Linked DNA regions of Homo sapiens: region 2 is linked to region 1. Evidence: read pairs that join two places in POLR2A ChIA-PET (ENCODE). Cell type or tissue: OCI-LY7. All regions are shown on one strand.

Region 1 (5,000 bases):
ATTTTAGGACAAGGGTAAGGGAGATACCTAGAACAAAACAAGGCATTTAACATGACCTAGATGTCCACTGCTAAGAATGCCTGTCTCCTCCTACCAGCCCCTGCTGTCCCTGTCTTCCCAAGCAAAAGCAGACCACAGGAATATCTAACTCAAACAATTGTGTTTACTTGAGTTTTTTCTTGGGAGAGCTATGTATTAAGCTCTTAGCTTTTTGTTTTTGCATGGCTCTGGCAGAGGAGGCTGGTCAGGGATACCACAGAATGATGACACTTCAGCAAAACTTTAGCAGTATGTGCATGACATGTTGACAGCTTCTGACAGGTTTTCCTCTCCTGGGATGAAGGCATAACAGGAGGCTCTGAATGAAATTAGAGGAATTTGGTTATGATTAACACCTGAACATTTACTTTTCAGTTACAAACGCAGTATAGGCAGATTTTCCACAACTCCAGGAGGCACTATCCACATTGTATTCTATGTAAATAACCCCTCCTCTTTATTTTAGAATTGAATTAGTAAGTAATAGGCTTAGAGGTGTGAAAGGACTGCTGTATTGAATTTTTTAGCAGCTTGTAATGTACTTTTTTTCTTTATTGTGGTAAACTATAACATTTTAATGTGTTTTTTTAAAACAAAGATTTTCATTTAACTGTGGGCTCCTCTGGAATGTTAGCGAGTTACTTGGTTAATGGTACTGAATATAATACTTCAAGCTCTTAAGAGCTGATTGCTCCTAGAATGGAAAATACTTGATATGAGAGCTGCTATTTTTGAGTTAAGTGCAACTTAATCTTGTTTGGCTGAGTTTGCATATCGGCCATTGAAATGTAGGTATCTTTTCTGAGCTTCGCTAGTTGAAGCTAAGATTGAAACTTGGTAAGTTTATTTTATCTGGCAAAACTTGTCAGAACAGTTTGATCTCATTACTTATCTGTATATTCTTGTCTATTTGGAACAGCTCTAGAGCAAACTATCATATTTCTTTGATTCTAAGACCTATGTATTCCCTCTCACATTTTAACATTTCTGAAATTGTCATCTGTACATTGTGTCATATACATTAAATGTATACAGATGCTCCTCAAGACGGGGCTGCATCTGGAAAACCCCATCATAAGTTGAAAATACCGTAAGTTGAAAATGTAAGTCCTTTTCTTTTTGTAAGTCATTTTTGTTTTTTTTTGAAACGGAGTCTCGCTGTGTTGCCCAAGCTGGAGTACAGTGGTGTGATCTCGGCTTACTGCAACCTCCACCTCCTGGATTCAAGTGATTCTCCTGCCTCAGCCTCCCAAGTAGCTGGGACTACAGGGGCGTGCCTCTATGCCCAGATAATTTTTGTATTTTTTGTAGAGACAGGGTTTCGCCGTGTTGGCCAGACTGGTCTCGAACTCCTGACGTCAAAGTGATCCACCTGCCTCGGCCTCCCAAAGTACTGGGATTACAGGCGTGAGCCACTGTGCCCAACCTGTAAGTCATTTTTGAGTCAACGATATTTTTAATTTACAATGGGTGTATCCAGATGTAAGCCATCGCAAATCAAGGAGTGTACCGAATGAGTATCAATTTCTCCCAGTGATAGGTCAACCCTGGTAAGTCAGGGACCATCTGCTTTACCAGGTTTCTTTTTTTTCTCCATAAAGCTAATAAAATTGCTGTGCCCTTTTGCGTCTATAATATTTGGTAGTTACATGTTTTGTTTTAAATTTTGAAATACTGATATTGAAAAACAGAAGTTTTAGTTATTTTTTAATGATTTCAAACCACAAGCTTCTATTAAATCAAAGTGAAATTGCCGTTTGACATCTCATCCCCCTGCCCCAACCCACACAGCCTTTGATGGTTTTGGTTTTTCCATCAACAGTTGTTAAGAGAGAACCAGAAAGAGGCAGTCAGTACCCCCTGGGAAACGTCAGAGAAGTATCTGAGAAAGGGGAGTTTCTGCCATTCTCCCCTCGAACAGATTCCGCCAAGCAGGGTCTGGTTACATGAGCATTGCCTCTTTCTTAGAATCCCCTGGGCGTTTGAGGATCCACCCCGCTCCATCCCTTACCTTTCTTTAATTCTTGTAATTGGAAGCAAGAGGTTCTTTAGCATTGCTGTTGTGAATACTGAGAAACTTGGCTCTGAAAGTTGCTTCAGTATTATTGTAAGTGCTGTCTAGGGATGTCATTAGGGGTGTTAATGGGAAACCTTAAACAAAGACACTTTCCAGGTGCTGAATTCTGCCATGCTGTAAGTGTGCTCTCTAGAGGACATAGTCATATTCATCTTGGTTATGGAAGGCTGTGGTTGGCCTTGTAACAACCTGCAATAATTGCACCATCTAGATCAAGAGGGCCCAGATCCGTGTGACTCAGAGGAGAGAGCAACAACCTTAGTAGGTTCTGCAGCTTCTCACTGTATCTGTCCTTAAGAACAGAATTAACAAAAGTTCTGAGGTGAGTAGTGATGTTAATGAGAGAAGGAAAGAAGAAACCAGAGAAAGCAAGCCAGCCATTGTGATTGTTTCATTTGTGGGAGAGAGCCTCAGGAAGCAGATGATGTTTATATCTTTCCACTGGCCCAGGATTCCTTAGGAAATTTGTTTGGGGACTGTAACTTTTATTATTACCTAGATGAATTGTTCTGAGTGTTGGGCTGGGTGCTGATTAGAGTGCTTCATTCAGTAGGTGGCGTTTCACACAACTTTATGTTTGAATCCCTTCCTCCCTGCCCCTCCTTTTCTGGTAGATTTAAAATGGATGGGCATTATGGCCCTGATAGGAGTTTGGAGGATTTATATTTAGAAGAGATGAAAGTTCTTGACTGGATCTTTAGTACTGTAGATTGAACACGTTTACTTAGGATTGCATGTGAAATAGGGGAGGGAGCAAAACTTAAGAACTTGACTTTATGGTGTTGATATGATCTAACCTGGATATAGTTCAGTTTAAAAATGCCCTTTTTGACATTGGGACAGTTGGCAAAAATCTGAATAAGGTCTGCAGATTAGAAATAGTATTGCATTAGTATTAATATCCTGATTTTGATCATTGCTTTCAGGATATACACACTGAAGTGTTTAGGAGCACTGTGTCTGTATGGTTAGGGAAAAAATATTTTTACATCTGTCTATATATTGCTATATAGAAAGAAGATGAAGCAAATGTGAAATATTAGCATTTAGGAAATCTGGGTGAAGGTTGTACAGGAATTCTTTGTACTGTTCTAACCTTTCTGTAGGAAAGGTTCTGAAACTGTCAAAAAAATACCCCCCAAAAAATCCTCCTTTCTGCATAAATTCCTTTTTTATGGAGGTAGGAACCTCTCTTTTTTTAAAATTGTGAGTCCTTTTCAGTTCAGTTCTTAAATGTGTTAGGTTAAGAAAATTTGATACGCATATATTTAAAATGCAAGTCTTAATGCCAGACCCAGCTTTATAGTTTTTGTTTGTTTTGTTAAGACTAGTCAAAGTTTTGTTTTTTATCTTTGAGGTGCTGCTAGTGAGATAATTTTTTTTTTTTTTTTTTTTTTTGAGATGGACTCTTGCCCTGTTGCCCAGGCTGGAGTGCAGTGGCGTGTCTTGGCTCACTGCAGCCTCTGCCTCCCAGGTTCAAGCAATTCTTCTGTCTTAGGCTCCTGAGTAGCTGGGATTACAGGTGTGTGCCAACACACCCAGCTAATTTTTGTATTTTTAGTAGAGACAGGGTTTCACCATGTTGGCCAGGCTGGTCTCGAACTCCTGACCTCAGGTGATCCGCCCACCTCAGCCTCTCAGAAGTGCTGGGATTATAGGCCTCAGTGAGCCACTATGCCCAGCCAAGGGAATTCTTTAGCATCTTGAAACAATGACATAAAATTGCTTTATGTGCCAATGTCTAGGTTCCTTTAACTAGATTGTTAATTGAGAATTTCTTTTATAAACTTACTGCCTTTTAAAGTGGCAAATCACCTGAAAGAATAGAAATCAGATGATAGTAACAAAATAGTTTGAGGGAGAAGAAGATGCATTCAATTCCTCTGTCGTCTTTAAGATGGTTGACTATGATTGCAAATATATTGTAGGACACATAAAAATAAAAATGGTTGTGTTAGGGCTGTAGAATTTTAGGCAAGTTTTCATCTTTCTGAACTTACATGTTGCTTTTTTTTTTTTTTATAAGCTGTTCGTGTGATTCTGTATGACTTAATGACTCTAACCTTTCTTTATTCTGCAGAGTGGAGACTGCTGCACGGACTCTGGAACCATGAACATATTTGATCGAAAGATCAACTTTGATGCGCTTTTAAAATTTTCTCATATGTAAGTGTTTTGACCTTGACTGGTTTTGTACTGCATTTCTTTTCATATCTCTTTGTCCCTTTTCTGCATTTATAACTTTTGTGTGTATAAGCTAACAAATTAACTTGGCCAGAATCCAGAGGACCTGATGAAAATGTCCAAATTCTACACGTTGCTGTGTGGTTATTGGAAAGGCATTTATTCTAGTTTGGGTACTGATTATTCATAATTTTGGGCATTTGGTCTTCCTCAGCATTTAAGGTTCTGTTAACCTATTTTCAAAATATTATTTTTTATTGTAATATGCTTTCCTAAAAGTATTTCAAACTATTTGTAACAGAACTTTTACATATTCCCAGGAAGGGAAAGAGAGAAATGATTCTTCTTAGCTTAAATATGAGATTGATCTGGGACTGATTGCTCTTATTCACATTCTTTTCTTAGAACCCCGTCAACGCAGCAGCACCTGAAGAAGGTCTATGCAAGTTTTGCCCTTTGTATGTTTGTGGCGGCTGCAGGGGCCTATGTCCATATGGTCACTCATTTCATTCAGGTAAGAACGATTTTCTCTCCTGGTTGCTGTGGTACAAATTACATTAGGAAAAAACCAGCTCAGCAAGGTGGTCCAAGGGACCCTGTTCCTCTCTTTAATCTTTATCAGTAGTTTAGGATTTAAACTCAGACATTAAATCAGGACATGTAAAGCCATTTTAATTTTCTGGCAACTGTGCCCCCTCTA
Region 2 (5,000 bases), 350 kb before region 1:
TGTTTTATTTTTATTATTTCATTTTAATTTTGAGACAGGATCTTACTCCGTCAGCCAGGCTTGAGTGCCGTGGTGCATAGCTCACTGCATCCTTCAACCTCCCAGGCTCAAGTGATTCTCCCACCTCAGCCTCCCAAGTAGCTGGGACCACAGGCATGTGCCACAACGCCTGACTAATTTTTTTGATTTTTTTTTGTAGAGACAAAGTCTTACTATGTTGCCCAGGCTGGTCTCAACCTCCTGGGATAAGCTGTCCTCCTGTCTCACCCTCCCAAGTAGCTGGAACTATAGCCAAGTACCACCATGCCTGGCTAATTTTAAAATTTTTTGTAGAGACAAGGTCTCCCTATGTTGACCAGGCTGGTCTCAAACTCCTGGGCTCATATGATCCTTCTGCCTCTGCCTCCCAAAGTGCTGGGATTACAGGCATGAGCCACTGCATCTGGCTCTTTTTTTCCTTTTTAAAGCCACATTTAGCTGCATGGTGCAGGCATAGAGTAGATGGACAGCTGCATTTTTTTTAAACATGTTATTCAGGAAAATTTTAAACATACAAAAGTAAATAGAGCCCTCATGTACTCATCACCCAGTTTCAACAAATATTTACTCACTGCTAATCTTGTTTTATTTGTACCCTCAACCATTTCTACTTTTCCATATTATTTTGAAGCAATCCCAAACATCATATTTTGTGCTTAAATATTTCATGTTTCTCTAAAAGATATGAACTCTTACCAAAAAGTACCATTACCATACTAAAAGATTTAACAATTCCTTGATATCAAATATCCTGTCAGTTTCTTTTTCTTTTCTTTTTTAGTTTTTGTTTTATTTTAAAATTTAATTTATTTTTGAGACAGGGTCTCACTCTGTCGCCCCGACTGGAGTGCAGTGGCACGATCTCAGCTCACTGCAACCTCCGCCTCCCAGACTCAAGCGATTCTTCTGCCTCAGCCTCCTGAGTAGCTGGGATTACAGCCATGTAGCACACTGCCCAACTAATTTTTGTATTTTTAGTAGAGACAGGGTTTCGCCATGTTGGCCAGGCTGGTCTTGAACTCCTGACCTCAAATGATCCACCTGCCTGGCCTAGTTTTTGTTTTATTGATTGATTGATTGGTTGATTGATTGTCTGACAGGGTCTCGCTCTGTCGCCCAGGCTGGAGTGCAGTGGTGCAAACACGGCTCATCGCAGCCTTGACCTCTTGGGCTCAGTTGATCCTTCTTCCTCAGCCTCCCAAGTAGCTGGGAGTATAGGCATGCACCACCATGCCCAGCTGTTAGTTTTCTAATTTCCAGTTGCCTCCCGAATGTCCTAAATGTTTTTGTTTTTCTTAACAGGGGTTGTATTTAATCAGGGTTGGTGTTTTGCCAGGCAGGTATGATGAAATGAGAGTGGAAGTCAAGAGACTTGAGGTGTATGCAAGGGAATGATTATAATGATGGACCTTGAACTTGAAGCTGAGGAGGAAAATGAGGATGTAAGAGGGGAATGGGATCAATGGCTTATAAATCCTGGTGGGGTCAAAGGATTTTTAGAGTTAGGGTGCTAGATGGAGCAATCTGAAAAGATACAGAATGGTGATTGGAGAGTAGAGTGCAGCTGAAGTTGAGATTGTTGGGGGACTATAATTATTGTAACGACAAGGTCTAGGGTATTGACTGTGGGAGTGAGTGGAATGTAGGGTAAAGGACGAGATTGTCGTATGAGAGGTGGTCAAGGAACTGAGAGGTGCGAGCATCAGAACAGTCATCTATATGAACATTGAAATCGCCTGGAATGATAGCCCAGTGAACCAGGAACTAAAGTCTTCAAGGCTTAAGGCTTGAGAAGTGACCTAGGCATATCAGATGAATGTAAAGAAGAAGGGGGTAGTGGTGGTATGGTTTGACAGGAGGCTTTTTTCAGGAAGGAAGGGGGAATTATCTGGAAACAAACTAGGTACAAGATAAATAACTTTACCTCTTCTAACCTCTAGGCCCTCTGGTATAAGAGTGTGAGAGAGAAAACACTACGGATAGGACTATAGAGAGAACAGTGGCTTCAGAGCAATTAGATTTCGTTTGGAGCAAAAGAGTGAAGGGACCATTCAGACAAGAGGTTTAAGATATAGGGGATTTAGCTGATGTGTTCCAGGGGATATGATGCAAAGATTTCAGGAATTGAGGAGGAGTGGAGAAAGGGGGTGAGAGTTTGAGGATTCAGAATGACCTGAGAGTCCTGGGATTTTCGTGGTGAGTAACGTAAAGAGGGACACATCATGATGACATTAGTCCTGATGTCTCAAGGCAAATTGTAGTGTAAGCACATGAAGGACAGAGGTAGTGAAGAAGCTGCAGAGTGGACGTTCCCTTTACTTCTGGCAGTGCAGGTGTAGGGAAAGGCGGAGGAGCTGGAGCTCTGTTACTTCTTATTTACTCCTGGGGCCAAAGTGGTCAAAAGTAAAAAGCTGTTATTTCAGCGATTCAAAAACTGGAATTCTTGCTGGGCGTGGTGGCTCATGCCTGTAATCCCAGCACTTTGGGAGGCCGAGGTGGGTGGATCACCTGAGGTCAGGAGTTCGAGACCAGCCTGGACAACATGGTGAAATCCCGTCTCTACTAAAAATACAAAAGTTAGCTGGGTGTGGTGGCGGGTGCTTGTAGACTCAACTACTCGGGAGGCTGAGGCATGAGAATCGCTTGAATCCAGGAGGTGGAGGTTGCAGTGAGCCGAGATCATGCCACTGTCTACACACACACACACACACACACACACACACACACACACACACACACAAACAAAACTGGAATTCTCTGTTATGGCTTATTGATTTTCTATTCCCTGTTTCCTGCCCCTAGTACCCTATTCTTAAATATCCTGGAAACTGGGTGCTGGGGAAATGACAGCAAGATTATAGTAAGGAATTTGGGGCCTCAGCTCAAGGGTTGGAAAGGGAAGGGACAGAAGAAGTTTCAAAGAGAATTAGCTTTAGATTCCTTAAATCTGGCCAAAGAAAAAGAGTAGAAGAGGGAAGTTTGACCTGTGTTCTGGGAAGGGAGAGTAAAGTACTATTTGGAAGTAGGGAACCTGCCTAAGGATTTGTGTCCTGACAGGTTCCAGAAACAGCTGTTGCTGGATGTGAGACTTGACTTTTGCTAGATTCATTCGTTCCAGTGGATATTTACTAGCACCTGCTGTGTGCCAGGCACTGGGCTAGATGCTAGAGATATCATGTTGAGCAAGAGACAAGTTCCTGCTTGCATGGATTTACAATCTTGCAGGGAAGACAATTAAACCAGAAATTACAATTTAACGTGGTGAATGCTATGATAGAAATTGTCAGGGTCCTTTGGAAGCCTCTAGTGAAAGGATCAGATTAGTCTTAGGTGGGGTAGGGAGGGAAAGAGTACAGGTTCTAGAGTTACAGACTTTTTTTTTTTTTCATTTTTTTTTTTTTTAGAGATAAGATCTTGCTCTGTTGCCTAGACTGGGGTGTGGTTGTGTGATCTTAGCTCACTGCAGCCTTGAACTCCTGGGCCGAAGCGATCCTTCCGCCTCAGTCTCCCAAGTAGCTGGGACCACAGGTGCATGCCACTATGCCCAGCTAATTTTTTGTAAAGACTGGGTCTTGCTATGTTGCCAAAGCTGATCTCCAGCTCCTGGCCTCAGGTGATCCTCCTTCCTTGGCCTCCCAAAGTGCTGGGATTATAGGCGTGAGCCACTGTGCCCTGCTTAGAGTAGTCATATTTAAATAGAGACTTGAAAGATGAGCAGAAATTAGCCAAAGAGAATAGGGGAGAATAGTTATGTGTCGAGCAGCCACAGGTATGCTGTCTTTGCCCCTCCAACTGCCAAACCTTGTTTTACCCAGGGGAACAGAGAACAGAGTCATCTGTTCTGATCACTGTCTTCATCCCCAACATTCCTATGTACCAGGGGTTGGTAAACTACTGTTCACGGACAGGTCAGATCTGGCCTGCTGCCTGCTGTTGTATGGCCTGCAAGCTAAGAATGGTTCTTATACTTTTAAGTGGTTGAAAGAATAAAAAGGAGAATATTTTGTGACACATGAAAATTATATTAAATTCAAATATCAGTGTCCCTGAAAAAAACTTGTGTTGGAACACAACCATGCTCATTTTTTTTTTTTTGTATTGTCTATGGCTGCTTTCACACTGCAGCAGCAGATTTGAGTGGTTGCAATACAGACTGTATGGCTTGCAAAGCCTAAAATATTTGGTATCTTGCTCTTTACAGAAAAAGTGTGGCACCTGGTTTAACCCATTATTATTATTTCATTGTACCATGTGTGTATGAGGATTATAATTAGCTACCATTCATTTTCTATGTGCAGTCTACCCTGCTAGATGCTTTACATATTTATATATAATCTTTTTAATAATTTCCAGAGATGTTGGTAACATGCCTAAAATTACACACTTAAATTTTGACACAGTGTCAAAATTTAAACCCAGATGTCTGAATTCAACATCTGTATTCATTTTACTGATCACATTGTGTTATAATTAATTGTTCATATGTCCATCTCTCAAAAAGAGACTTGAGCTTGGGCTGGGCACCGTGGCTCACGCCTGAATTTGCAGCACTTTGGGAGGCTCAGTTGGGTGGATCACCTGAGGTCAGGAGTTTAAAACACAGCCTGGCCAATGTGGCAAAACCCCGTCTTTACTAAAAATACAAAAATTAGCTGGGCGTGGTGACCCATGCCTGTAATCCCAGCTACTTGGGAGGCTGAGGCAGGAGAATCACTTGAACCCGGGAGGTAGAGGTTGCAGTTAGCCGAGGTTGCAGTGAGCCGAGATCACACCACTTAACTCCAGCCTGGGCGACAGAGCGAGACTGTCTCAAAAAAAGGAGGGACTTGAGCTTGAATGATAACTTACTTTTTCGTAAATGTCTACCATTTTTAGTACAGGGCGAGTCCAAATAAATGTTTATTAGACGACTTTCGTGTATATAATTTCATCTGCCTTCTAACAAACCTGTGAGGATAACA

Evidence for each region. Peaks named below come from ENCODE experiments on the same cell type or tissue, not always from the same donor. Only the 100,000 strongest peaks of a DNase experiment are listed, where the experiment ranks them.
Region 2: POLR2A ChIA-PET joins it to region 1 with 7 read pairs; 2 of 35 experiments call an interaction of 5 or more read pairs at or near these places.

Annotation. Positions count from the first base shown.
Region 1 is chr12:49,748,268-49,753,267 of GRCh38, forward strand. It overlaps TMBIM6 (transmembrane BAX inhibitor motif containing 6), which reads left to right. Exons shown (of 10, transcript NM_003217.3): 2 at 4,197-4,282; 3 at 4,706-4,814. The coding sequence starts at 4,227. Among named protein-coding and RNA genes, the nearest start is that of TMBIM6, 9.2 kb to the left of the region's middle. In OCI-LY7, a CTCF peak has its summit at 2,652; a DNase peak (open chromatin) is centred at 2,284; H3K27ac peaks cover 1,322 bases.
Region 2 is chr12:49,400,863-49,405,862 of GRCh38, forward strand. The region is part of intron 2 of SPATS2 (spermatogenesis associated serine rich 2); the gene reads left to right. Among named protein-coding and RNA genes, the nearest start is that of SPATS2, 36 kb to the left of the region's middle. In OCI-LY7, no CTCF peak of the experiment used is centred here; no DNase peak of the experiment used is centred here.